Regions from separate parts of the Homo sapiens genome. Here region 2 is linked to region 1. The links are chromatin loops, found by intact Hi-C in ENCODE. Cell type or tissue: IMR-90. All regions are shown on one strand. Each heading gives the region's core, and the rest is flanking DNA. Links, peaks and the distances in the headings are about the cores only.

The links. A loop is a pair of places that touch in the nucleus more often than their neighbours do. Peaks named below come from ENCODE experiments on the same cell type or tissue, not always from the same donor. Only the 100,000 strongest peaks of a DNase experiment are listed, where the experiment ranks them.
Region 2: a loop joins it to region 1, with 5 times the contacts of the local background. A loop is called at or near these places in 2 of 110 quality-filtered maps.

Annotation. Positions count from the first base shown.
Region 1 is chr21:31,784,883-31,794,842 of GRCh38, reverse strand. No RefSeq gene overlaps it. Among named protein-coding and RNA genes, the nearest start is that of SCAF4, 58 kb to the right of the region's middle. In IMR-90, for the core only: a CTCF peak has its summit at 8,780 (motif pointing left); a DNase peak (open chromatin) is centred at 8,772; H3K27me3 peaks cover 345 bases.
Region 2 is chr21:32,092,843-32,109,978 of GRCh38, reverse strand. No RefSeq gene overlaps it. Among named protein-coding and RNA genes, the nearest start is that of LINC00159, 15 kb to the right of the region's middle. In IMR-90, for the core only: a CTCF peak has its summit at 9,729 (motif pointing right); no DNase peak of the experiment used is centred there; H3K27me3 peaks cover 464 bases.

The sequences.
Region 1 (9,960 bases), core at 7,423-9,922:
CAAGTGGGGATGACAGTGAATTCTTGCCGGTGGTGCAAACCATTGCAATAAGACTGGATCCTGGGCCAGGTGCAGTGGCTCATGCCTGCAATCCCAGCACTTTGGGAGGCCGAGGCAGGTGGATCACCTGAGGTCAGGAATTCGAGACCAGCCTGACCAATATGGTGAAACCCCATCTCTACTAAAAATACAAAAATTAGCTGGGTGTGGTGGCCTGTGCCTATAGTCACAGCTTCTCGGGAGGCTGACAGGAGAATTGCTTGAACCCAGGAGTCGGAGGTTGCAGTGAGCTAGGATCACGTCACTGCACTCCAGCCTGGGTGACAGAGTGAGACTCTGTCTCAAAAAAAAAAAAAAAAAAAAAAACTAGATCCTAGCCAGCAGTTCAACAATGTTGGTGGCATTGTTGAATGCCAAATGGCCACATGATCTGGATTGCCCCGGTTGAAGTGGTCAGTTTTTCTGCCTTAACAAAAGTCTAGTGTGATCATGTGATCCACAGAGCTCCATCATCAATGGCAGAGGGACAGTCAAGCGGGAGCTTAAGCAGGCTGTGATGACACAAGTTGTTCCATGAGCAGCAGCCTCACCCCTGCCATGCCGCCATCCTTCTCTCCACTCAACCTCCAGCCTCATGGGGCGTTCCCTATGACAGCTTAAAGCCAAGCGTGGCCTCAGATGGATCTGCCTAATCCACTTGCTCCAACCAGAATTAAACAACTGGCTCTACATCCTCACTCTTGAATGGCCCTAAAGGCTGCGGGTAAAGGGAACCAATCTCAGAGGATGGAAGCGTGAGTGGAGCACTTTGTTGGCCACTCTTGCTGGACAGTGAGAGAACTTGAGGTGCAAAAGCATTATCAGACTCTTGGGCTTCAGGCTGTGGCTAATGTTTGGATAGCTGGTCATGAACATGGAAGGAACAAGATTGGAGAATTAGCCACAGGGAGGTTTGAGGAGGTATGTGGATCAGCATCTAGAAAAGTTTCCCGAAAGTGTACTCTCTCCCAAAGACCCTACTCCACAGTGGGAAAGGTAATGAATAAACCAGTGGACAAAATTATCAGCCCTGTAGATATCAGTCAACTTCCTTCCCAGCCACCTCACTGACTGTTTGATGGGCTCATATGCAAAGTGGCCACGGAGTAGAAATGGAACCAACTGATGGACTCAAAGACATTGATTTCCCTTCACCACGGCTAATTTGGAGACTTCCAGTGCTGAGGCCCAACTTGCAAGCAGCATGAACCTTATATCCCAGCTTGAAAATATTCAGGGAAGTCCTGCAGTCTGCTTTCTTCCAGCCAACTGGCTGCCTAGTGAAGGATTCCCTCCTTATCTGCTTCACTCTTCCCTCATTTCATCATTTTAGCTGATCTCCTGTAAACCTCTTCCAAGTTATCTTCATCTTCTTGATACCACGACACTCCAGATTGAATACCAGGCATATTTACCTTGGGTCTCACCTCCTCAACCCATTATGTGCCTCCGGCAGCAAAGGCAACAAAACCATGTAAGCATCTTATCCACAGAAACCACATCTCTCTTGGTTAGAAAAGGCAGGGAAATAAATAATCTTGTAAAATTGATGAATCTAACCATAGGAAGAGCAGTGGATGGAGCTTTGAGGATGTTGGTAGGTGATCTAGCTCTACCCTCACAACCTGGGAGACCTTGGAGAAGTCATTTCACCAGCTGAGCTCTCCCTTTCCTGATGAATAAAAATGAATGGGTTAAATCATCGCAAAAGTCCTTTCTGTCATTGCTATTTGTGAAAAGATAAATGCTGTTTTAAGCTAACATTTAAACCAGTGGATCACAATGAGAGTGAGGCTGAATCAGAACCCCCTGGGGTGTGTTTGCAAAATACACCTGCTTCTCCAGGCCTGGGCCTCCTGCCCCTCCAAGGCCTTTCAACATTTGGAGAAAGGGGAAAGAGGCATTTCTGCTTTATGAAAGCAGATTATGATGGTAACTGTGGTAGGCAGAATAATGTCACCCTCCTAATCACCAGAATCTGTGCATATGTTGGGTTACATGGAAACGAGGGCTGCAGATGGAATTAAGTTTGCTAATTAGTCGACTTTAAGAGAAAGAGATTATACTGCATTATTCAGGCAGGGCCAATGTAATCACAAGGATCCTTAAAAGCAGAAGAGAGAGGCAGAGGAGCAGGTCAGAGGATTCAAGAGGAGAAAGGCTGGCTTTGAAGATGGAGAAAGTGCCACAAAGCAAGATGCAGTTTCTCCTCTAGAGCCTCCAGAAAGAACACAGCCCTGCTCACACCTTGATTTTAGCCCAGTGAGGCCCATTTCAGCCTCTGACCTCCAGAACTGTAAGATAACAAATGTGTGTTGTTTCAAGCCACTATATGTGCGGTAATTTTGTCACAGTGGCAATAGGAAACAAGTACAGTGACCTCTAGGAGCAATGTACCTATACACTGACTCTCACATACAACACACACAAACACACACACACAGACACATATGTGCATTCTCACATTCTATGTAGTCACACTCACATACGTGCATATTCCCACCCACCCACGTGCTCACACAGTCACTCACACACACTTACACACATAATTACACATATGCTCAAACAAATCCTTTCCACTGCTCTGGATTTTATGGAATAATACCCACGGACTTTTCAGCATCCCCAAGAAAAGACTGAATTTCTACTAACTGAACTAAGAAACAAGTTGCAATGAAAGAAGCTATGGAATGTGGAGGGGGCTGTGACATCCAAACTTCTGCCAGGCTCACCTCTGCCTCCCTGCGCCAGTCTCAGTCCTGTGACGACTCTATGCAGCCCCTTCCCTCAGCTCATACAGACCTGTCCTTTCCCACGGAAGAACCTCTCCTGCCTCTCACAGCCTTAACCATCTCCCTCAGTTGGTTTGAGAGGAACTCCTGGCTTTCTGTATCACTCTACGCCGCCAACTCTTAGACCAACTCTTAGCTCATGCTCCCTCATCTTTCCTTTTAATCCATGTTTCTTATTTTCTCCAAAATGCATTTGATATGCTTTTCATGATACCAACATCTGATTTTGCTGGGCACGGTGGCCCACTCCTGCAATCCCAGCACTTTGGGAGGTCGATGCAGGCAGATCACTTGAGATAAGGAGTTCGAGACCAGCCTGGCCAACATGGTGAAATCCCACCTCTATTAAAAATTTAAAAATTAGCCGGGTATAGTGATGCATGCCTGTAGTCCCAGCTACTCAGAAGGCTGAGGCAGTAGAATCACCTGAACCTGGGATGCGGAGGTTGCAGTGAGTTGAGATCGCGCCACTGTACATTAGCCAGAGCGAAATAGTGAGACTTCTTCTCAAAAAAAAAAAATCTGATTTTGTTTTCTTTACTTGAACTCCCCCTCAATATTTAGGGCACAGATTTGTACTGCAGTTGATGGGGCTCATTAGGGTTGGTGGCAGAGTGACCTGATGGGAAAAGTTCCACAGGGAGTCAAGAGGTCTGAGGGCCAGTCCTGGCCATCCCATTACTCTGTAGTCACTTAATTACAAAATATATCACCCTTCACAAACTAAGTTAGACTGCTTATCTCTAAATCTCACATGAAATGTTTCCTTATTATTAGTGTATTTGTGTTCAGCAGGAGTGTTCTGTGTCTCCAGGAAATTAAAAGCTCCTTTAGGGCATGAATTAAGCTTCTATTTATTTTTAGTTTGCCCCCACACCTAGTAAAATGTGCCATACCCTGTGGGTGTCCAGTAAATGTGGACTGACTGACTGCTGACCTGAAATTAAGAAGGCATGACTCTTCCTTCTGCTGCTGAGATGTGAATACAAAAAGGAAAATAAGAATCACAATTTTTTTAAAAAGAAGCATGACTTGATTCCAATACTGCAATCCATGAATCTGCTGGGGAAGGAAGACTGCTTTGTCAGTGTGCATTTGCATCTTCTTCATGTCAACAGAGACATTTTGAGAATCTCTGTCCAAATGTATAAAATAGCTTTTATCAAGCTATAAAACAGGAGTTCTCAACCACCGGGCCACAGACCAGTATCAGTCCACGGCCTGTTAGGAAGTGGGCTGCAGAGTAGGAGGGGAGCAGAGGGAGAGCTACAGAAGTTTCATCTGTATTTACAGCCACTCCCCATCATTCGCATTACCACCTGAGCTCCACCTCCTGTCAGATCGGTGGTGGCATTAGATTCTCATAGGAGCACAAATCCTACTGTGAACTGCACATGTGAGGGATCTAGATTGCCACTCCTTATGAAAATCTAATGCCTGATGATCTGTCACTGTCTCCCCTCACCCCCAGGACCATCTAGTTGCAGGAAAATAAGCTCGGGGCTCTCACTGATTCTACATTATGGTGAGTTGTATAATTATTTCATTACATGTTACAATGTAATAATGATAGAAATAAAGTGCACAATAAATGGAATGTGCTGGAATCATCCTGGAACCACTCCCCACCCCCAGTCCATGGAAAAATTATCTTCTATGAAACCAGTGCCTGGTACCAAAAAGGTTCCGGACCGCTGCTATAAAATAATTATTAGTATGATCATGTCATGCTAATATTTATTAACAGAAGGTGTTTCCTATGAAAACTACAAGGCTTCCATATTTTATTTAGAAGGCAAGAGTAGGGGCAGAATTGAGTCCTCCCTAAAATTCATATGTGTAGGTCCTAACCCCGAGTACCTCCAAAGGTAACTGGACTTGGACATAGAGTCTTAAACAATCATTAAGTTAAATCATCAGGTCATCGGCGGGGGGGCCTAATCCAAAGTTACAGTTGTCATTTTAGGAACAGATTGGAACACACAGGAGGAAGACAGTGTTAAGACACATGAGGAAGACAGCCATCTACAGCCAAACAGAGAAGCCTCAGAAGAAACCAGCCATGCTGACACCTTGAGCTCTGACTTTCGGCCTCCAGAAGCATAAGAAAATGATCTTCTCTTGGTTAAGCTGCCCAGTCTGTGGTACTTTGTGGAGGCTGTCCTAGCAAATTAATACAGCAAGCATATAGACTAAGTTTGTTTATTTTAAATGTTTGGGGGAAAATATATTAATTTTGAAATTACATACTTAATACATAACTATTATGAAAATTTTTTGGAAACAGAAATTTAATGGCATTTAATTTCTCCCCTTGCCATTGATCAATGTCCTTCCAGAACTTTTTATATGTAAATATATAAAAGTTTTGAATTGAGTAATAATATACATATAGTCTATCATCACTAAATATGTTAGTTTTGCCCTTCCATTTTAGTAAATATAAATTTAGTTTTAATGGTGGATAGTTCTCCAGTATATAAATGTAACTTCTGAGTGCGGTGACTCGTGCCTGTAATCGCAGCACTTTGGGAGGCCAAGGTGGGTGGATCACCTGAGGTCAGGAGTTGGAGACCAGCCTGGCCAATGTAGCGAAACCCCGTTTCTACTAAAAATACAAAAATTAGCCGGGTGTCGTGGCCCATGCCTGTAATCCCAGCTACTTGGGAGGCTGAGGCAGGAGAATCTCTTGAACCCAGGAGGCAGAGGTTGCAGTGAGCTGAGATCATGCCATTGCACTCCAGCCTGGGTGACAGAGCGAGACTCCATCTCATAAATAAATAAATGTAACTAGGGCGGGTGCGGTGGCCCAGGCCTGTAATCCCAGCACTTTGGGAGGCTGAGGGGCGGATCACGAGGTCAGGAGATCGAGACCATCCTGGCTAACACAGTGAAACCCCGTCTCTACTGAAAATACAAAGAAAAAAAAATTAGCCGGGCATGGTGGCGGGTGCCTGTAGTCCCAGCTACTTGGGAGACTGAGGCAGGAGAATGGCGTGAACCTGGGAGGAGGAGCTTGCAGTGAGCCAAGATCGCGCCACTGCACTCTAGCCTGGGTGACCAAGTGAGATTCCATCTCAAATAAATAAATAGATAGATAGATAGATAGATAGATAGATAGATAGATAGATAAATGTAACTAATTCACTTAATCGGTGCTCTATTGCTCAACAGCTAGATTTTTCTTCCTGTTTCTTTACTGATAATGCAAACTGTTTATCCATCTTTGCACATTTTCCCAATATTTTTTTCAGAATAAATACCTAGGAGGTTGCTGTATCAAAAAAGAATGCTGTTTCCAGATTTTTGATACCGTAAGGGATGACTTGTTTTTTGATACCCTTAAGGGTGCAGTGCTGCAATCATAGTTCACTGTAGCCTTGAACTCCTGGACTCAAACAGTCCCCCTGCCTTAGCCTCCCTCTTGTCTCAGCCTCCAAAGTAGCTGGGACTACAGGCATGTGCCACCATGTTCAGTGAGTTGTTTTTTTTTAATTTTAGAGATGGGGTCTTGCTATGTTTCCCAAGCTGGTCTTGAACTCCCGGCTTCAAGAGGTCCCCCCTACCTCAGACTTCCAAAGTGCTGTGATTACAGGCATGAACTACCATACTCGGCCATAAGATGTCATTTCTAAATCTATTCTTAGAGGTCATAAACTTAAAAGTGATTTGAAGACCCAAAATTCTTAGAGCATGATAGAAACGATCGGCCATTGGTTTCTTGGATCCCACATAGATCAGTGAATCTTACATGGCCCATTATGAACCAGGGCAATGCCTCTTCCAAATGATGTGTCTCCCCAAAATCTGTGCTTCTGGCATTTTTTGGATCTGGAAAGAGTGGAAGTGGGTCAGCCTAAGTCAGTTACCACTATTAAAAAAAAAAAAAAAAAAACGCTAGGGCCGGGCATGGTGGCTCATGCCTGTAATACCAGCACTTTGGGAGGCCGAGGCCAACAGATCACTTGAGGTCAGGAATTTGAGATCAGCCTGGCCAACATGGCGAAACCCCCATCTGTACTAAACATACAAAAAAAATTAGCCGGGCGTGGTGACACGTGCCTGTAATTCTAGCTACTCAGGAAGCTGAGGCACGAGAATCACTTGCACCTGGGAGGCAGAGGTTGCAGTGAGCTGGGATTGCATCACTGCACTCCAGCCTGGGCAACAGAGAAAGACTCTGTCTCAAAAAAAAAAAAAAAAAAGTAAAACACTAAACACACACATTCACTCATGCACATCCACCCCCCAGCTTAGCATTTTACACGAAGGCCAGCATATAATGCCTGCACCCCCTTCTTCAACAGAGATAAGAAAAGCAACCCTTTGTCTCTATCTAGTGGACTCTCTTTCTCTTTTTTTTTTTTTTTCTTGAGACAGAGTTGCACTCTTGTTGCCCAGGCTGGAGTGCAATGGCGCAATCTCAGCTCACTGCAACCTCTGCCTCCCAGGTTCAAGCGATTCTCCTGCCTCTGCCTCCTGAGGAGCAGGGATTACAGGCACCTGCCACCACATCTGGCTAATTTTCTGTATTTTTAGTAGAGACGGGGTTTCACCATGTTGGCCAAGCTGGTCTCGAACTCCTGACCTCAGGTGATCCACCCACCTCAGCCTTGAAAAGTGCTGGGATTACAGGCGTGAGCCACCACACCCAGCCTAGTGGACTCTCTTTCTAGACCAAATATTGGAACCACCTATTTTATTGTTGTCTGAAATAGAATCCATAAATAGCATGACCACCACACATCCATGACAATGTGACTACAATAGAAGACGTCAGTAAGAAGTCAGATGCGTGCCTTGCATGTAAAATCCCTGTGAACAGGACCACTACCCGTGCATGCTGAACCCAGTGTGCTGCTTTGGCAACTCAGATCCCAGGGGCAGCGCTGTCATTGGTGAGGCAATTTTCAGAAATGGTAAGCAACTCTTGGGGAAGTTTCTGCAAAACAGAGGGATAGATTTCAATTTATGTGATAGTTATACAACTGGGAAATTCTGTGTGTATTAAAAGCACAGGAAAATAATGTGTGTTAGATACAAAATAGAGTTCAGGTCTGGCATTAGATTATTATCAACAGGTTTTTCACCTATATACATGACCAACAAGATACTCAAAACTAGCACAGGCTGGGAGAGAAGTTTTCATCATGAGGGAAAACCTCACACCTCACAGGGTGAATAAGCAATCCTGGCTCCCACCTACCATGTGCCAGATGTGTCCCCACTGGCTGTGATTACTAAGAAATGGCCACAGATTTGCACACCCTGGGAGGAGAGCTGCCCTCATTAAGCATCACTGCACAAATATTCTTCTGAAAATAGAATGCCCTGACCCAAACACTATGCTTCAAATGGAGAGTGATGGAAGGAGTGTGACGTAGAACATCTCAGAAATGCCAAGTTGGTTTTATCTCAAGTGCCATTGATCGCTAGAAGCTGACTGAAGTGGTGTGTTGAGAAAGTATCTAGAACTGCCTTTGGACTCAGTGAGGAAGATTGCCATCATCTATCAACCATGCCATCTGTGAGCACAGAGGAGGGAAGTGTGGCCTGCATGCCACCATGTTTGCTGGCCCAGAAGTGTAAACTCTCTTATCCTAGACACCTTTTGCCTATGTCTGCAGCTGAAAATTGAAATCACTTTTTGGCAGGAAAAAAAATGCAATTGACTCATATCAAGCTCCACTTTCCCACATTTGGCAAAACATTTCAGAAGTTAGAGCAAAGAGGAAAACATCGGGTTCAAATATTCAAAACCATACATATTTCACGGAACAAGAGGAACTCTTTGTGATAGAGAAATTAAAAAATAGAACTGCTTAGCAGATATATAAAGATGGTTTCTGTCAGGGAGAGTCTGGAAGAATTCATACACTGGCAGCTCCGAAATTCAAGGACAGAGTAAAGTCTTGCATTGAACCTTTTTCTTCCACAGCCTGCCCCCTGGTGGAGATGTTAATAAGCAGCAGACACACAAGACTGAATTTACCGAAGGAAAGGGGAAAATAAAGCCGCTGCCCCAAGACCTTCTGAAGTAATGGAGAAAAGAAGCTTTGACGATGATGGTGGTAGTGGTGGTGATGATGGTAATGATGATGATGGTGGTGGTGGTGGTGGTGGTAGTGGGGGGTGATGATAGTGGTTAGTACAATTTGGATTTGTGTCCCAACCGAAATCTCATCTTGAATTGTAGTTCCCATAATCCCCATATGTCGTGGGAGGGACCTGGTGGGAGGTAATTGAATCATGGGGGCAGTCACCCCCATGCTGCTGTTCTCGTGATAATGAGTGAATTTTCACGAGATCTGATGGTTTTATAAGGGGCTTTTCCCCCTTTGCTCGGCAATTCTTCCTGCCACCATGTGAAGAAGGATGTGTTTGCTTCCCCTCCACCATGATTGTAAGTTTCCTGAGGCCTCCCCAGCCATGCTGTACTATGAATCGATTAAACCTCTTTCCTTTGTAAATTGCCCAGTCTCGGGTATGTCTTAATTAGCAGCATGAGAATGGACTAATACAGTGGTGGTAGTGGTGGTGGTAGTGGTGGTGGTGGTGGTGGTGGTAGTTGGTGGGTGATAATGGTGGTGGCAGGGATGGTGATGATGATGGTGGTGGTGATGATGGTGGTGGTGGTGGTGATGGTAGTAGTCAGTGATGATGATGGTGGTGGTGGTGATGGTGATGGTGGTGGTGGTGGTGGTGATGGTGATGGTGGTGGTGATGGTGGTGATGGTGGTGGTGGTGATGACAGTGGTGGTGGTGATGGTGATGATGGTGGTGGTGATGGTGGTGGTGGTGGTGGTGGTGATGGTGGTGATGGTGGTGGTGGTGGTGGTGATGATGATGGCGGTGGTGGTGATGGTGGTGATGGTGGTGGTGGTGATGGTGGTGGTGATGGTGGTGGTGATGGTGGTGGTGATGGTGGTGGTGATNNNNNNNNNNGTGTGGTGTTGTTGTTGTGGTGGTGGTGGTGGTGGTGGTGGTGGTGGTGTTGGTGGTGGTGGTGGTGGTGGTGGTGGTGGTGGTGGTGGTGGTGGTGGTGGTGGTGGTGGTGGTGGTGGTGGTGGTGGTGGTGGTGGTGGTGGTGGTGGTGGTGGTGGTGGTGGTGGTGGTGGTGGTGGTTGTG
Region 2 (17,136 bases), core at 8,342-10,841, 310 kb before region 1:
GTCCGTAGTTTACATTAGGGTTCGTTATGAGTATTGTAGGTTTACAGTAACATTCTGTGGGTTTGGACAAATGTAAGGTGACATGTATCTGCCATTACAGAATCATACAGGGTAGTTTCACTGCCCCCCGAGCCCCCTGTGCTTCACCTATTGATTTCTTCCTCCCCCACAACTCCTGGCAACCACTCATCTTTTCATTATCTCCATAGTTTTGCCTTTTCCAGACGTCATGTAGTTGGAATCATAGAATATGCAGCCTTTTCAGATCGGCTTCTTTACTTAGTGATACGCATCTATGGCTCCTCCGTGTCTTTTCATGACTTGATAGATGTGTCTTTTTAGTGCTAAATAATATCCCATTGTCCAGATGTACCACAGTTTGCTTATCCATTCACTTACTGAAGGACATCTTGGTTGCTTCCAAGTTTTGGCAATTATGAATAAAACTGCTATAAACATTTGCGTGCAGGTTTTTACATGGACATAATTTTCAACATGTCTTTTCAAAAGGCAATGTCTTTTGAAGCAACCCTCGTACACTTGCTGTACAATTGCTAGATCATAGGGTAAAAGTACGTTTAGTTTTATAAGACACTGCCAAACTGTCTTCCAAAGTGGATGTGCCATTTTGCATTCTCACCGGCAATGAATGAGAGGTCGTTTTGTTCCACATCCTCAGCAGCATTTGGTATTGTCAGTGTTCTGGACTGTGTAGTAGTAGCTCATTGTTGTTTTAATTTGCATTTTCCTGACGACTATGAAGTGGAGCATCTTTTTATGTGCTTATTTGTCATCTGTATATCTCATTAAATCAGGTTTTTTTTTTGTTTTTGTTGAATTTTAGGAGTTCTTTGTATATTTCAGTTAACAATCCTTTGTCAGATAGGTCTTTTGCAAATATTTTCCCCATCCTGTGGCTTATCGTTTCATTTTCTTGACAGTGTCTTTTGCAGAGCAGGAATGATTAGTTTTATTAAAGTCCAGCTTAACAGTTAGTTTTTTCGTAGATCATGTGTTCCATTTTGCATCTAAAAAGTCATCATCAAACCCACGATCATCTAGATTTTCTCCTCTGTTACCTTCTAGGAGTTTTATAGTTTTGCATTTAACATTTAGATCTGTGATATATTTTGAGTTAACTTTTGGGAAGACTGTAAGATCTGGGCCTAGATTCAGTTTTTTTTTTTGCATGTGGATGTCCAGCTGTTCCAGCACCAGCTGTTGAAAAGGCTGACTTTGCTTCATTGTCTTGCCTTTGCTCCTTTGTCAAAGATCAGTTGATGATATGGGCATGTATCTATTTCTAGGCTCTCTGTTATGTCCCATTGATTTATTTGTTTATTCTTTCACCAGTACCACACTGTCTTGATTACTGTAGCTTTATAGGAAGTCTTGAAGGTGAGTAGTATCCGTCACCCAACTTTGTTTTTGTTCTTCACTATTCAGTTGGATATTCTGGATCTTTTGCTTCTTTATTAAAACTTTGGAATCAGTTTGTCTATATCCACAAAATAACTTGCTAGGATGGCCACTTGATTTTTTTTTTTTTTTTTTTTTGAGACAGAATCTCACTCTGTCACCCAGGCTGGAGTGCAGTGGCGCGATCTCAGCTCACTTCAACCTCTGCCTCCTGGGTTCAATCAGTTCTTCCACCTCAGCCTCCCAAGTAGCTGGGACTAAAGGTGCATGCCAGCCAAATGATTTTTGATAAAGATGCATAGGCAATTCAATGGAGAAAAGAGAATGAATGGTTTTTAAACAACTGGACATTTATAAGAAAAAAAAAAGAACATCAACCTAAACATCACATACAAAAAATTAACTCAAAATGAATCATAGATCTAAGTGTAAAGTGTAATATTTTAAAACCGTTTTAATTTAATTGTATTTGTTTTTGAGATGGAATCTTGCTGTGTCACCCCGGGTGGAATGCAGTCGCGTGATCTCGGCTCACTGGGCTCACTGCAACCTCCACCTTCCGGGTTCAAGCGATTCTCCTGCCTTAGCCTCCTGAGTAACTGGGATTACAGGCGTGTGCCACCACATCGGACTAATTTTTTGTATTTTTAGTAGAGACAGGTTTCACCATGTTGGCCAGGCTTGTCTCGAACTCCTGACCTCAGGTGATCCGCCTGCTTCCCCCTCTCAACGTGCTGGGATTACAGGCATGAGCCACCAAGCCCAGCCTAAAACTTTTAGAAGAGTACGTGGGAGAAGATATCTGTGACCTAGGCTTAGGTAGAGCTCTTGGACATGACATCAAAAGCTTGATCCATAAAATAAATTATCAATAAATTGGTCTTTATTAAAATTAACATAAAGTAGTCAGCCACTTTGGAATATAGTTTGGCAATTTTTGGAAAAAAAACAAACATTTACCCTATGACTTGGCAGTTGCACTCTTGGGCATTTCTCCCAAATAAATAAAAATGTATGAGCACAAAAACCTGTACATGATTCTTCATAGCAGCTTGGAAACAATCATTATTAGGAAACAAAACCAAAACTGGAAGCAATTAAAATGCTTTTCAATACATGAACAGTTAAACACGCTATGGTATCACCATGTAAAAGAATACTACCCAGCACTAAATGGAATGAACCGTGGATACACACGGCACAGATGAATCTCAAAAGCACTGTGCTAAGTGAAAGAAGCAATTCACAAAGGCTACATACCATGTGATTCCTTTTATGTGACATTCAGGAAAAGGCAATAGCAGAGGGACAGAGATCAGATCGGTGGTTTTTAAGGACTTAGAATGGAGGAAGGGATTCTCTACCAAGGGGTGCAAGGGAACATTTTGGTGTACAGGAAGTTCTCCAGATGGATTGCAGTGGGGTCTGCATAGCTGCCCAACACTAAGAGAGAACTGTACACCTAAAGGGTGAATGTTACTGTATATAAATTATACTTTGGTAAATGTGACTTCAGAAAAGGGTCAGGTAAGGAACCAGAGAATGATCAGAGTTCTTTTGTAATTATGTGGTCAAGGGAAGGGTTCTCTGAAAAGTTGGCATTTGTGCCGTAGCATCCTTTAGTTTAAACCCTCTTAATATTCGATGTGGCTGTTAAGGGTTAACTGTTACTCTAGTAGAACATATTCCTTGTGTTTTCCTAGGAGGCAGGGAGAGTGACCCCTTAGTGATTGCATTAGGCAGAGTAGACAGAATTTATGCACCAAAGAGCAAGAGGATTCTCCTCTTTAAATTAGTGACTATTAGTCACCCCGCAGCCTGGATCTTGAGCTCTTTCAGGGAGGCCTGCCTGTTGCTGAGAGGAGGAAGGAAGAACCTGGCCGCTGTTCAAGAGAACTAATGTAGGGGAGAGTGAAAACAAATGAAACAAAGCTCACTGTCAGAGCTGAACAGGATTCAGGGTCCAGACACCCAAGCCCCTGTATCTCACATGGTACATAGTTTTCAAAGTTGTTTACCTGCTCACTCTGTCCCCAGATGGAGCAAATGTTGTGCTTGAATTTTAATGTGAAAAACATTTCCAATGCTGACATTGATCACCCATGTGTTGAGATTTGTGGGGCAAATAAATTTGGTTAAAAAGGGTGTTTTTCCCCAGGTGATGTGAAAATGTTGCAACAGAAGGCAGAACCCTGAGGATGAAACTTTATTTGGTTTTACACTGAGGAGAGAATCATAAATGGTAATAGGTGTCATGAAACCACTTTAAGGTGTTGCTCACTGATATGGTTTGGCTGCATCCCCACCCAAATCTCATCTTGAACTGTAGCTCCTATAATTTCCACGTGTTGTGGGAGGGACCCAGTGGGAGATAATTGAATCATTAGGATGGTTTCCCCGACACTGTTCTCATGGTGGGGAATAAGTCTCACGAGATCTGATGGTTTTATAAAGGGAAACCCTTTTTGCTTGGCTCTCATTCTGTCTTGCCTGCTGTCATGTAAGATGTGCCTTTCACCTTCCACCATGATTGTGAGGCCTCCCAGCCTCATGCAACTGTGAGTCCATTAAACCTCTTTTTCTTTATAAAGTATCCAGTCTCGAGTATGTCTTTATTAGCAGCGTGAGAACAGACTAATACACTCGCTTAGCCTAAAAACACTGCATCACTAACAAAAACAACTGTACAACACACAAAGTCCTTGAGGAACATTTCAGGAGGCTATCAGCTGCAAAAGTGGCATAGACATTCGGAGTTTATGACCTCACACATTAAGAGTTCTGGAGGCCTAGATTTGCAGAATCGGTGAATTTAGCAGCTTATTGATATCAAGGCTCTATGACTGCTCACTGAAATTTTCTGGGCTTTTGCCTCATGGCCACAGGATGGCTGCCAGCACTCTATGCACTGTATCTTCACATCACAGCGTCCAAAACACAAAGTCTGAGTGGGTGTCTCTTTGTGTGTCTAATTTTTTAAAATCATTTTTCCCCAGAAAAGCCCAGCAAAAATTTCCCCTCTCATCTCATTGGCCCAAACGAGATCCTATGCCCAATCCTAAACCATCCTTTGCAAATCATGACTCACCCCAATGAAGCTTCGTACACCTTTCCTGAACATATTGCTGCTCAATATCTGAAAAAAGCCCAAAGCCAGGTTTTAAAAATATCTAGCAACATACCCTAGCTTGCATTTGCTGAGAAGATGGACCATGGACTGCTCTGTGCTTTGTGTGGATTACCTAACATTTATAATACCCTGTGAGCTAGAGATTCCTAATTTGCAAGCTGAGAAAGTTGGGACCTGGAAATGTAAACCAATTTGTCTCCACTGTCTCACAGGAATTAGCAGATGTAGAATTCTAATTTTGGCCTCACTGACTCTAATGCTTGAGATATTAACATTACCCTATGGCAAAGTGTGTGTGTGTGACAGGTGATGGACTCATCAGGAGTCCATTTGTAAGGGGATTGTGATATCTCCCAGGAGATAACTCATTCTGAGTGAAGAACGTGGTAGGCATGCCCACACCAAGCCAGCTAGGAAACTGGTTGTCAGAGCGGATAGGGAATCTGGAATATAGCGTGGTATGTCCCGTATCCGTCTTTATTATCTGAAGCCTTAGAACAGCAGTCCCCAACCTTTTTGGCACCAGGGACTGGTTTCATGGAAGACAATTTTTCCATGGACCAGGGGTTGGGGGCGAATGGTTTCAGGATGATTCAAGTGCCTTATATTTATTGCGCACTTTATTTCTAATATTAGTACATTGTAATATATAATGAAACAATTACACAACTCGTCATAATGTAGAATCAATGGGAGCTTGAGCTTGTTTTCCTGAAACTAGACGGTTTCATCTGGGGGTGATGGGAGACAGTGACAGATCATCAGGCATTAGATTCTCATAAGGAGCGTGCAACCTAAATCCCTCGCATGCACAGTTCACAATAGGGTTCGTGCTCCCGTGAGAATCTAATGCTGCTAATCTGACAGGAAGCAGAGCTCAGGCAGTGATGTGAGTGATGAAGAGTGGCTGTAAATACAGATGAAGCTTCACTTGCTCACCCACTGCTCACTTCCTGCTGTGCAGCCCTGGTTCATAACAGGCCACGGACAGGTACCAGTCTGCCTCAGAAGACATCAGGGCCAAATAACCCTCCCCTCAGCTGATACAAAAGTGGAACAACGTGTTAGTTTCCTGAGGCTGCTGACAAATTCCCACAGACTTGGGGGCTTCAAACAATAGAAATTTGTTCTCTCATAGTTCTGGAGGCCAGGAGTCAAGGTGTCGGCAGAGCTGCACTCCCTCAGGAGGCTCTAAGGGAGATATTGTTCTTTGCCCCTTCCAACTTGACAGATGCCAGTGTTCCTAGGCTTGTGGCTGCATAACTCCAGTCTCTGCCTCCATCTTCACCCGGCCGTCTTCCCCTGTCTCTCCTGTGTGTCTCTTATAAGGATACTTGCCATTGGACTTAGGGTCAACTCAGGTAATTCAGGATGATCTCATCTCCAGATGCTTAACTTAATTCCATCTGCAAATACCCTTTTTCCAAATAAGGACGCATTCAGAGGTTCTGGGGATTAGAACATAGACATACATTTTGGGGGGCCACCATTCAACCCTTTACAAGCAATATAGGGCTCTTTTGGATTTATGTGACAGACCACTGCCCAAGTTAAAACAAGCCAAAGGGAAACTTGCAAGTTCATGAAAGTGGAAAGCATAGGAGAGGTTCAAGTTTCCAGTGGATGGAAGGCTCTAACAATGTTAGCAGGTTTCTTTTCTATCTTACCTTTTGTTTCTCAGCTTTGCTTGTCTCAATTTGACTTTATTTCTTCTGCAGACCTTTCTGATGGGCTGTGACGGTGGCCCCTAGAAACCCTCCACACATAACCTTGCAGTTGAAAAAGACAGTCTTCTTTGATAGCTGGGCAGAAAATTCCTAAGGAAAACTCTGATTGGCCATTTTGAGTCACATGCCCATTTCTGCATGTGTGGTGGGGAGGGGCTTTACAGTGATTGACAAACCCACTAGAACTATATGGAAGAGAGGAAGCATAGTTCCTCCAAGGAAGAGCTGCTGGATGGACAAACTAAATATGTCTACTAAGGACATTCTTCTCCCTCCACTATTAAATGAGGTGCAGCTTTACATTTAGAGGGCTCCAGAGGCCTTGCTTCCAAGGGAGATAGCAAATACCACACTATACTGAAAATCTGAGAAGGATGTGGTGGGACCAAGGTGGCACTGAGGAGATGAACTCTGTCATGATCACATGAGGAACCATAAGGAAGATACCCATGTGGAGTCCGCAGAATCCTCACTGAGGAAGACCTCAAGGGAAATGAGATCCTGTGCATATATTTACAGACCGGTGAGCCCTGGAAATAATAACAAAAGATATCTAGAAAAGCCCTAGATGCTTGGAAATTAAGCAGCACCCTTCTAAATAATCCATGGGTCTAATAAGAAATCCCCATGGACATTAGAAAATATACTGAACTAAAAATTAATGAAGTTGTGACATATTGGAGCTTGTGGAAGCTGAAGCCGTGCTTAGAGGGACAGCTATGGATATATTTGGGGCAGGGGTTGAAAAAATGGCCTAGATGCAAATTTCAAAAAGATTGAGGCTTGGCAAAAATGGGGGAATTATTGGCTCCTGTAACTGAAAAATCCAAATGGGGGTTCTATTTTCAGGCACATTTAGATCAGGTGTCAGATATCACCATGAGGACTTAGTAGCATCCCAGCCAGTTTCTCTGCTAGCTTCTCTATTGACTCCCTTCTCAGCCATCTCATGTGATGGCTCTTGACATCCCCAGGCTTATATCCTCCAACCTTAGCAATTTCAGTGGAAAGAAGATTCTTTCCAAATAGTTCCAGTACAAGTTTCTGGATTGACTCTGATTCTTCTGGCTTGAGTCATGCCCATCTCTGACTCAATCAATGGGGCAAGGGGATAAAATACTCCCATTGGACTTGAGTAGGAAACAGATGGTTTGTGGATAAATGATCACTAGGAATCAGCATGTGTTTTTTAAAAACAAACCAACATCATTTGTTGTTGTTGTTTTTTAAGGGTATTAGTTTTGTTTTTGATTTTTCTTTGAGGGGGGGACGGAGACTCACTCTGTCACCCAGGCTGGAGTGCAATGGCACGATCTTGGCTCACTGCAACCTCCGCCTCCCGGGTTCAAGCAATTCTCCTGCCTCAGCCTCCCGAGTAGCTGGGACTACAGGTGCGCCACCACCATGCCTGTCTAATTTTTGTATTTTTAGTAGAAATGGGGTTTCACCATGTTGGCCAAGCTGGTCTCGAACTCCTGACCTGAAGCAATCTGCCCACCTCAGCCTCCCAAAGTGTGGGGGTTATAGGCGTGAGCCACCACGCCCAGTCAAGGGTATTAGTTTTTAAAGTCAGGAGACTGATCCTTGACATGATTTGATTTCCATGAGGCATTTGACAAAGTCTACCATGATACGTTTGTGGGTGAGATGGAATGTTATTCAGAGTATTAATAGCTGGTTGAATTAACCAGCTGATTGACTGATGGTGATCACATCATCCATTTTCTAACGAATTTCCAAGCCATCTGCTTAGAATTTGTTTATGATTAGCATGGCAGGCCATCTCTTCAGTTGACCTTCTTCTGGAGAATTCTCTTCAGTGGGTAACCCAGGTGCTCTGGCAGAATTTTTCAATATTTTTCTTGGGCAAATGTGTGAAGGGAAATTTTTTTTTAGATTTGAAGATAATATGAAGTGGAAAAGATAGAATAATGCCGTTGATATGGGAACATGTTGAATTTGACTAGAATTTCCTTTAAAAGGGATTAAGAGGATTTTAAATAGTCATCAATATAAAAGCCTGCATTTAGATCTAAAAACTCTCTTGTCCAAGTTTAGAATGTGGGAGAAACATAACCAGCAGCAGCTTATGTGAGAAGAGCAGATTGGAGTGAGCCAACCGGGCAACCTGGCTCTTAAGGAAAATAAATGCAGCTCACGCCCAGGGAACTCAGATGACAGTCAGCTCTGACAGTGGGTTCAGTTCCTGGGGCCTCATTTTAAAGGGGATATTGGCAATCTTGAGAGTTCTCCTATCAGGACAGCCCGAATGGTGAGGAATTCTGAACCATCCTGTTGGAATAACAGATGGAAGAACTGGATATATTTAGCCTAGGGAATTAGAGACTGAAGAAAAAGAACAGCTGCTTTTAAATATTAAAGGGCTGTCATGTAGAGGAGAAAGCAGTCTTGATCTTGTTACTCCAGAACATGCACGAAGAGAATGGGAGAAAATTTTAATACAGTAGATTTGACTCAGGATGTGAGAACGCTTCCTAATAAGTCAATTTGTTAAAAGATGGAGTAAGCCCCCATTCCTCTTTGCTAGCCTGCTTTAGCAGATGCTAGGGAAATTTCTTCAGGCAGAGATGGTGTTTTTAGGAGTCCCCAGATATCCGTGTGGGCTGGGGAGATGGAACCAGTTGATTAAAATCTTTTGCTAGTCTAAGTCAGTCCAGGGTGCAGACTCTGAATGGTATGAGCCAGGGTGCAGAAGTGGGGCTGTTGGCTGGCCATGGAAGAGGACCCCTCCACAAATGCTCATGAGCACTGGTGAAGGATAGAGCATCCACTGGGGAAGGCAGCGGGCAGTCTCTTACAGCAATTACCACATTATTTTGCCAAGGGACACACTGAATGCATCTACTGGAATACAGGCCAATAGGAGTTGGATTTTACTGTGTTGGGCAAGCAGGCCCTCCTTGGAAAAATGGTTTGGTTGTGTGGCTTTTGTTTTGCATGCTCTCAGGTGATGCCCTAGGGAGACCTCCCAGGAGGAGGTGCAGCAGGCCTCCCTGCGGTGGGTTTGGCACGGGGGCAGGTCTGGCTCTGGTCCAGTAGCTGGCACTGACCCTCACCACCAGCAGCCTAAACAATGCCTGGCCTCCTCTGACTAGCAATTTGCAGAACAAACCCACTGGCTTCTGAGGAGGAAGCAGAAGAGGCCACGGTCATGGAGGATGAATGCAGAACAGCGGCTCCCCTTTTAAGAGGCTCGAAGGGGACCAGGGAAGGGGGTCTATGTCTGTGCCAGGAAGGCAGGCTTATGTACCCACTGAAAAAGCGGGACCCCTGTGAGAGACAGTGACGTGTATGGGAAAGAACAGCCTTGAGGGGCAGCTGGGGCCAGGCTGCCGAAGTGAATTTGTCACTGCCATGCAAACCTGTGTGACTTTGGGCAAGTGGCTTAACCTCTTTGTGCCTTAGTTTCCTCATCTACACAAGGGGGCAGTCACGGCACCTACCTCATAGGGTTGTTAAGAGGATGACATCAATTAATTCTTATTTAAAAAGTACTTGAAACAGTGCTAGGAGCATAGAAAGTGCTAGAAAAGTGTTTGCAAAATGAATCAGACACAGGTTCCTACTCCAATCCTGCTCCTTTCTGGATGTGTGAATTTGAGCAAGTGTTTCAACCTCCCTGGGCCTCTTCTTCATTCATGAAATGGAAATAATAATGCTGACCTTGCAGGGCCACTGTGAGGATCACACAAGCTCAGCAGGATGGACAGACCCTCCGTAAACAACCCTTGTTAATAGCCACATGCCCCGAGGACAAACAAGATTAAATCCTGGACCTCACAAATGCTTTTTTCCCCTAAGATTCCAAATAAAAACAGGCTCAGAGTGTCAGAGATCATTTTATAAGAGTTACAAAGAGGCCCTGGAGGGCCAGGTGACCTGAAACAATAATAATAGTAACAATAACAACAGCAGAAGCAGGAAAAACAGGTCCCAGGCCCTGGGCCGAACATTTTACATAGCTTATCCTGTTGAACCCTAGTAAGACTGTGAGGCAGGGGGCAGGGCAATTGATGATTATGATGGTGACGGTGATAATAATAATGATCATTTTATAGATGAAAAAATTGAGCCTCAGAATAACTCGTTCCACCTCACACTGCTTTTTAGGGTGAAACCTGGAGTGGAATGGACATCTCTCAACTCCACACCCATGCTCTGAACCACACGGCCTCCTAAGACACTAAAGGCAATTTCATCAGAATGCAGGGGACTCATGAGGAAGACCTCAGGGTGTTCATTGAACACCAAGATTAAAATGAGCCGAAATTCTGACACAGCTAGTAAAGAATTAACTGTGATGATTTCACTCAGTGCTAGGTTCCCCCAAATGACATGCTCCTTGTCACCTGCCCTGCCCAAGGCCTGGCTCTGAATATGTGGATACAGCCACATTTGCTTGGTCTCAGTTGGCTGGAATTTTTCATTGGCCTGGAAGGCCTTGAACCAGAGTTTCATTCGAGTAGAACTAAGCCTTCAAATGCAAACACTCCAGGTCTGGATTGTGCCCGCACTTAAGCCCACTGATGCTGAGGAGCAAAGGGCCAACATCTTTCCCTCTGCTCAGCCTCTGAGCCACACTTGGCTGCTTGCCAGGACAGAAGAGGTGAGAAGGTCCCAGCATGGGAGACTGGGGGCTGTGGGATATAAGTTCTCAAGATGACCTCTTTCTCCCTGGGAGGGAACTTCACAGCATTGCAGGCTATTCTCTGCAAGTAATGTCTCCAAGGTAGGATGGTTGAGAGCTAGAGATATGTGGGCTTGTGGTTGGGGTGGTGGAGGGGGAGTGTAGGAGGGAAGAGAGAGAGGAGGGCATGAACGCCAGATCCCAGATACACAAGGGACTCAATTGTGGTGGGGAAGCTTCAGTTCAGAAGGGGAGGGACAGGAGACCATGAGGCTGGACACGACACAGGAGAAGATCAAATGAAAGGCAAGGCACAGGCCGGGTACAGTGGCTCACACCTGTAATCCCAGCACTTTGGGAGGCCGACCAAAACCTCATGGTCAGGAGTTCGAGACCAGCCTGGCCAATATGGTGAAACCCCATCTCTACTAACAATAGAAAAATTAGCCTGGAGTGGTGGCGTGTGCTTGTAGTCCCAGCTACTTGGGAGGCTGAGGCAGGAGAATTGCTTGAACCCTGGAGGCAGAGGTTGCAGTCAGCCGAGATCACACCGCTGCACTCCAGCCTGGGTGACACAGTGAGACTCTGTCTCAAAAAAAAAAAAAAAAGAAAAGAAAAGAAAAGAAAAAAAAAGTCACAGCCACCAATAGCATAATGGGGAGGAAGGGACTTAGAAAAGCAAGCATATCTGGTGAAGATTGTTAATAGCTGAAATAACAGTGATGATAATGATTATGATGATGACTAACATTTACTATGTATTTGCTGTGTGGCAGGCTTGATATTCCTGCTCAACCTCATTTTACAGAGGTATCTCTGGTCATGCGGAGAAGACAGGTAAAGAATAAAGTTACCAAGAAGAGGTTAGTTCGAGTCGAACTTTCATGCTTGTCAGAGACCGAGAATAACAACCCTAGTAGACAGGAAGCATCATTGTCTCCAATTTGCAGAAGAGAAAACTCAGACATAGAATTTAATTCACTTGCTCAGGATCACACACTAAGTGGTAAAGCTGAGATTCGAACCTAAGTATTTTGGCTCCAGAGCTCATTGTATCATGGAGAACTGCTACAGACATGCATGGGCAGTTGGCATTGAGGATATGATATAAACATTCTATCTTCCCTGTGAGATCTTCAGTAAAATCAATATTTATCATCAGTTCTTCTAATGCAATGGCCTCTTTCTGGTGCCTGGGAAGAGAGACTGCATCCTGCCTTAAGGTGGACCAGGGATAAAAATAGGCTGATATGGTTTGGCTGTGTCTTCAACCAAATCTCATCTTGAATTGTAGCTCCCATAATTCTCACATGTGGGAGCAACTAGGTGGAGATAATTGAATCATGGGAGTGGTTTCCCTCATCCTGTTCTCATGGTAGTGAATAAATCACACAAGATCTGATGGTTTTATAAGGAGTTTCCACTTTTGCTTGGCTCTCGTTCTCTGTAGTCTGCTGCCATGGAAGACGTGCCTTTCTCCTTCTGCCATGATTGTGAGGCCTCCCCAGCCACGTGGAACTGTGAGTCCATTAAACCTCTTTTTCCTTATAAATTACCCAGTCTCAGGTATGTCTTTATCAGCAGCGTGAAAACAGACTAACACACAGGTACATATGGAAACAGATAACATTAAGGTCATTCCAGGGCCAGAAAAGAGAGTGGAGTAGGGGGCGGGGAGTGGTGGGGTTCTTTCTAAAGCCTAGAGCAGAGGTAGACTAATCTATCCACACTATATTCTCATGATGCAGCAGTCTCCTTGCATGTCCAACCCAAGCCCAACTCACCATAGCTTCATAGAAAAAGAGTGTGAGATCATTTCTATGTATGTTCTAAAATAGTCAGGACAGATTAGATTATGCTACAATAACAACATGCCCAACCTGCAATGACTTACAGTCAGAGAGGTTTATTTCTTGCTCAAGCTGCCCATCTGTCATGGGTCAACTATATCCCTGCTTCATGTTATCTTCTTTGGGATCCAGGCTGATGAAGCAGCCCCTTTCTGGACCATTGTCCATCTTGTGGAAGAGAGAAAAGACACACAGCAAACCACACACTAGCTCTTAAAGCTTTTTCCTGGAAGTGACATGTGTCACATCACTTCTGCTTGCATTTCTTGGCAAGAGCAAGTCACAATGTCAAATCTGATGTCAGTGGGGGGCAGGGGGTAGGGAACTATCCTCTCCTTCAGGAAGGGCCGGAAAATATTTTTGAATGATGATACCATCTATGACAGTCTCAACGCATTAAGCCCTTGAGGACAGACAAAAATTCCACCCCTAGCCCCATGACCCCAAAAAATGTCCTTGCCCTTGTTTAGAATGCATCCTAGGGGGAGGAGGGAAGGAGAGGGAAGCGGGAGCAGAGGGGAGCCCCCTGGAGGCCAGTAGCATAAATTAGAGACAAAGGAAAAGGCGACAGCTTAAGCTGGTGACAAGGGCAAGTGCCCTTGGCCCAGGGAGGAGGGCAGGTGCAAAGGAGGTCTGTCCACTCCCAGCAGGAGGGACTTGCTCAGCGGCTTCCTGGGGCTCCAGAAAGGGGGCAGAGAGGAGGGGAACTCTGGCACTGCCTGAAGCTATTGTCTGGTTAGAAAATGGAACAACTATGTCTCTATGACCCAGTTTTAACACTGTGAGTTTGTAAGGAAGCTAGAGGAAACCAACTTTAATCTCTAAAGAAGCTTAACTTCTCCAAAAGGAAAAAAAAAAAAAAAAAAAAAAGCTTCCCTACGAATGAGTGCGGTACAGTTCCTAGAATAGAAAAAGTCCGTCAGAGAGGGGGCCAGAGGGAGCAGCTCGGAGGGAGCAGCTCAGAGGAAGCAGCTCGGGGGGAGCAGCTCAGAGGGAGCAGTCCTCTGTCCCCTGAGTTTAGACCTTCCTGAGTTGGCAGGAGGAAGACCAGAGGGCAAGATGACACGAAGGGATGACAATCAGCTGAGGGGCCCGTAGGGACTGCGACCACATTTCTCAACAAAAACCATGGCAAGTACACTTACAAATACATTTGTGGGAACTGAGCCAGAATAGTTTAAATTAGAATTGTCCTAAAAATCTGAGATATAAGGTCATAGAGCCTACAGGGCTTCTTACAACTCCCCAAAACAAGGTTCTCTCTGAGGGTCCCTCTCTGAAGGTAAATCACTCTGAATTGACCTTTCTATTAGCTGTTTGAGAATATGATGTGTTTTTTTTTTTGTTTGTTTTTTTTTTGTTTGTTTGTTTTTTTTTTTGAGACGGAGTCTCGCTCTGTCGCCCAGGCCGGACTGCGGACTGCAGTGGCGCAATCTCGGCTCACTGCAAGCTCTGCTTCCCGGGTTCACGCCATTCTCCTGCCTCAGCCTCCCGAGTAGCTGGGACTACAGGCGCCCACCACCGCGCCCGGCTAATTTTTTGCATTTTTAGTAGATACGGGGTTTCACCTTGTTAGCCAGGATGGTCTCGATCTCCTGACCTCGTGATCCACCCGCCTCGGCCTCCCAAAGTGCTGGGACTACAGGCGTGAGCCACCGCGCCCGGCCAGAGAATATGATCATTTTTAAAGGGTTCTGGGTTAGCTTCCTGGATCTAAGAAGACCTTTATGAGAAAGTGGTGTGTGGTGTTGGTTGGCAGGAAAAAACAGGTAACATGTGAGCAAACTTTTGACAAGATTTCACACTCATGTTTTTTGGACACCAATATATGTGCATGATAGTAAGCAAAATCACAGCGCAAATTACTTATTGATCCAGTTTGTATATGTTGGTTCAGTTGCTTTAGCAGAGATGAAAATAAGAGTGACTTAAACAAGATGGAATGTTCATTTTTCTCTCCTTTAAAGTTTGAGCTGAACAGGGCAGTTTCGGGAGAGAGGATGGAGGGCAGCTGCTCTGATCTGGCAGGTCATACAGGGATCCAACTTCCTTTCATTTCACTGTTCTACCGTTCCCTTTGGTTACATCCTCATTAGGACTGGTTCATTACCCCAAGTTCACCTTCTAGCCTTGATAAAAGATGTGGAGGGCAAGCAGCTTCCCTGGCAGCTATACACACGTCACTTCCATAGCATCCCATTTGCTGGAATTTAGTCACATGACCATGGTTAGGCACTGGGGAAACTGGGAAATGTAGTCTGAGTGGTTCTATAACTACTAGGAAGAAGGAAGCATGAGAGAGAGAGGTCCTCATGGGAGAACCATAGTCAGCAAACAGTAAATGATCTATGTTCCTACAAATTGATAAAACAAAAATTGTGTCTTATAAAGTCTCTAAATAGGGTGCTATAACTAATAACTGCCTTCGTGAGTGTTTTTCCATGCTAAAAGAGTTCATGCATGGTCTTCAGCCCTGGGGCCTCTCTGTGGCACCTCTGAAGGCTTCATAACCATTTACTTGCACAGCAGAGTGAGATGGGAGATGCCCTTTGTGAATCTGCCAATAGGCCATGTGCTGACTGGTCCCAAAGTCTTCCACGGAGAGCAGCCAAAGCCTTCAGAGGTCCTGAGCTGCACCATGACCCAGGGAAGAATTGAGGAGAAGAGGGAGTCCAAGATTGGCTTCCTCCACTACTGCATCATCTGGGCCCCTGGGATGGCCAAATCTAAAATGCCTCTTATCGAAACCAAGCCTTCTACTTCTTCTTGTACCTCTCTCTACATCAAAGAATCAGGCCCCACTCCCTCCTCCGCCTTTCCATCCCTCTTCCTACAGCTATCTCCATGGACAGCAAAAGAAAGTCCCATGCAACTGACAAGATAATCCCTTTAAGTGTTAGTTTGTGTTCGTGCTGCTTCTGTCTCCTCTTACCCTCATTTCAGGCAGGTGGCCAGGCTTGGCAATTTCTCACTGGAGAAGCAAGCTGAGGCCCAGAGAGGGCCCCTTGCTCCAGAGTGAGTGACATCCCTCGGGTCACAGATCAGACAGACCTCACTCAGGTGGTTGACCACCATTCTCTAGCCTCTCCCAGAGCCTGCCCAATGGTGGGTTAGAGTCCCCACTAGAGTCCTTACAGGCACTCAGGTTTCCACAGAAACTGCAGCATTGTCCTTGGCTGTCCAGGCAGATGCCTCACAATGTCAAAAAAGCAGGCTGGCTATCAGCGGGTGGTGAGTGTCCTGTGACAGCAGGGAGGGAGCGCCCAGGCATCGCCTGCAGGTCTGGGATGGCAGCTGAGGACCAGGGCAGTATCCCTGCAAGTTAAGCTGCTGCTAAAAATGGCAGCAGAGGCAAGGCTCATAAAGCAGAAGGGCATTCAGATTGAGGAGGCTGGCCTCCTCCCTTCTCTAGGGCCCATGGAGCCACTTGCAAGCAGTCAGCTGGCTGATGCCATCCTGGGCAGCCTGACATTCCTCATCTGTGCACCTCACTGGCAGACTTCTAAGGAGATGGACAGATGAAGGGGAAGAGGACATGGGGGCAGGAGTAATGGAAAGAAGGAAGAGAGGGGACAGGAGAGAGGGAGGGAAAGAAGAAAGGGAAAGGATAAGAGGAAGGGGTAAGGGAAGGAAGGAAGGGAGGGAGGGAAGGAAGGAAGAGGGGAAGGAAGGAAGGGAGGGAGCAGAGGAAGGGAGGAAGGGAAAAAAGGGAGGGAGAGGAGGAAGGGTAGGAGAGAGGGAGGGATTGTCTCCTTAGCCCAGTTTAGGGGGCTCAGGCATTTCCAATTCATACTCCTCATCATCCCAAGTGTTCTGGGTTAAATTGTGCCTCCCTCTGACATGGTTTGGCTCTGTCCCCACCCAAATCTCATCTTGAATTCCCACATGTTGTGGGAGGGACCTGGTGGGAGGTAATTGAATCATGGGGCAGATCTTTCCCGTGCTGTTCTCATGATAGTGAATAAGTCTCATGAAATCTGATGGCTTTATAAGGGGTAGTTTCCGTGCACAAGTTCTCTCTCTTTGCCTGCTGCCATCCATGTAAGACATTGCTTGCTCCTCCTTGCCTCCCGCCATGATGGTGAGGCTTCCCCACCCACATGGAACTGTAAGTCCATTAAACCTCTTTCTTTTGTAAATTGTCCAGTCTCAAGTACGTCTTTATCAGCGGCGTGAAAACAGGCTACTACATCCTGCCTGCCAAAAAATGGTATTTGAAGCCCTAACCCTCAATATCTTAGAATGTGACCTTATTTGGAAATTGGGTCACTGCAAATGCAATTAGTTAAGGTGAGATCATCCTGGAGCAGAGTGGGCTCCTCATCCAATATGACTGTTTTTCTTTTTAAAAGACACAGAGGT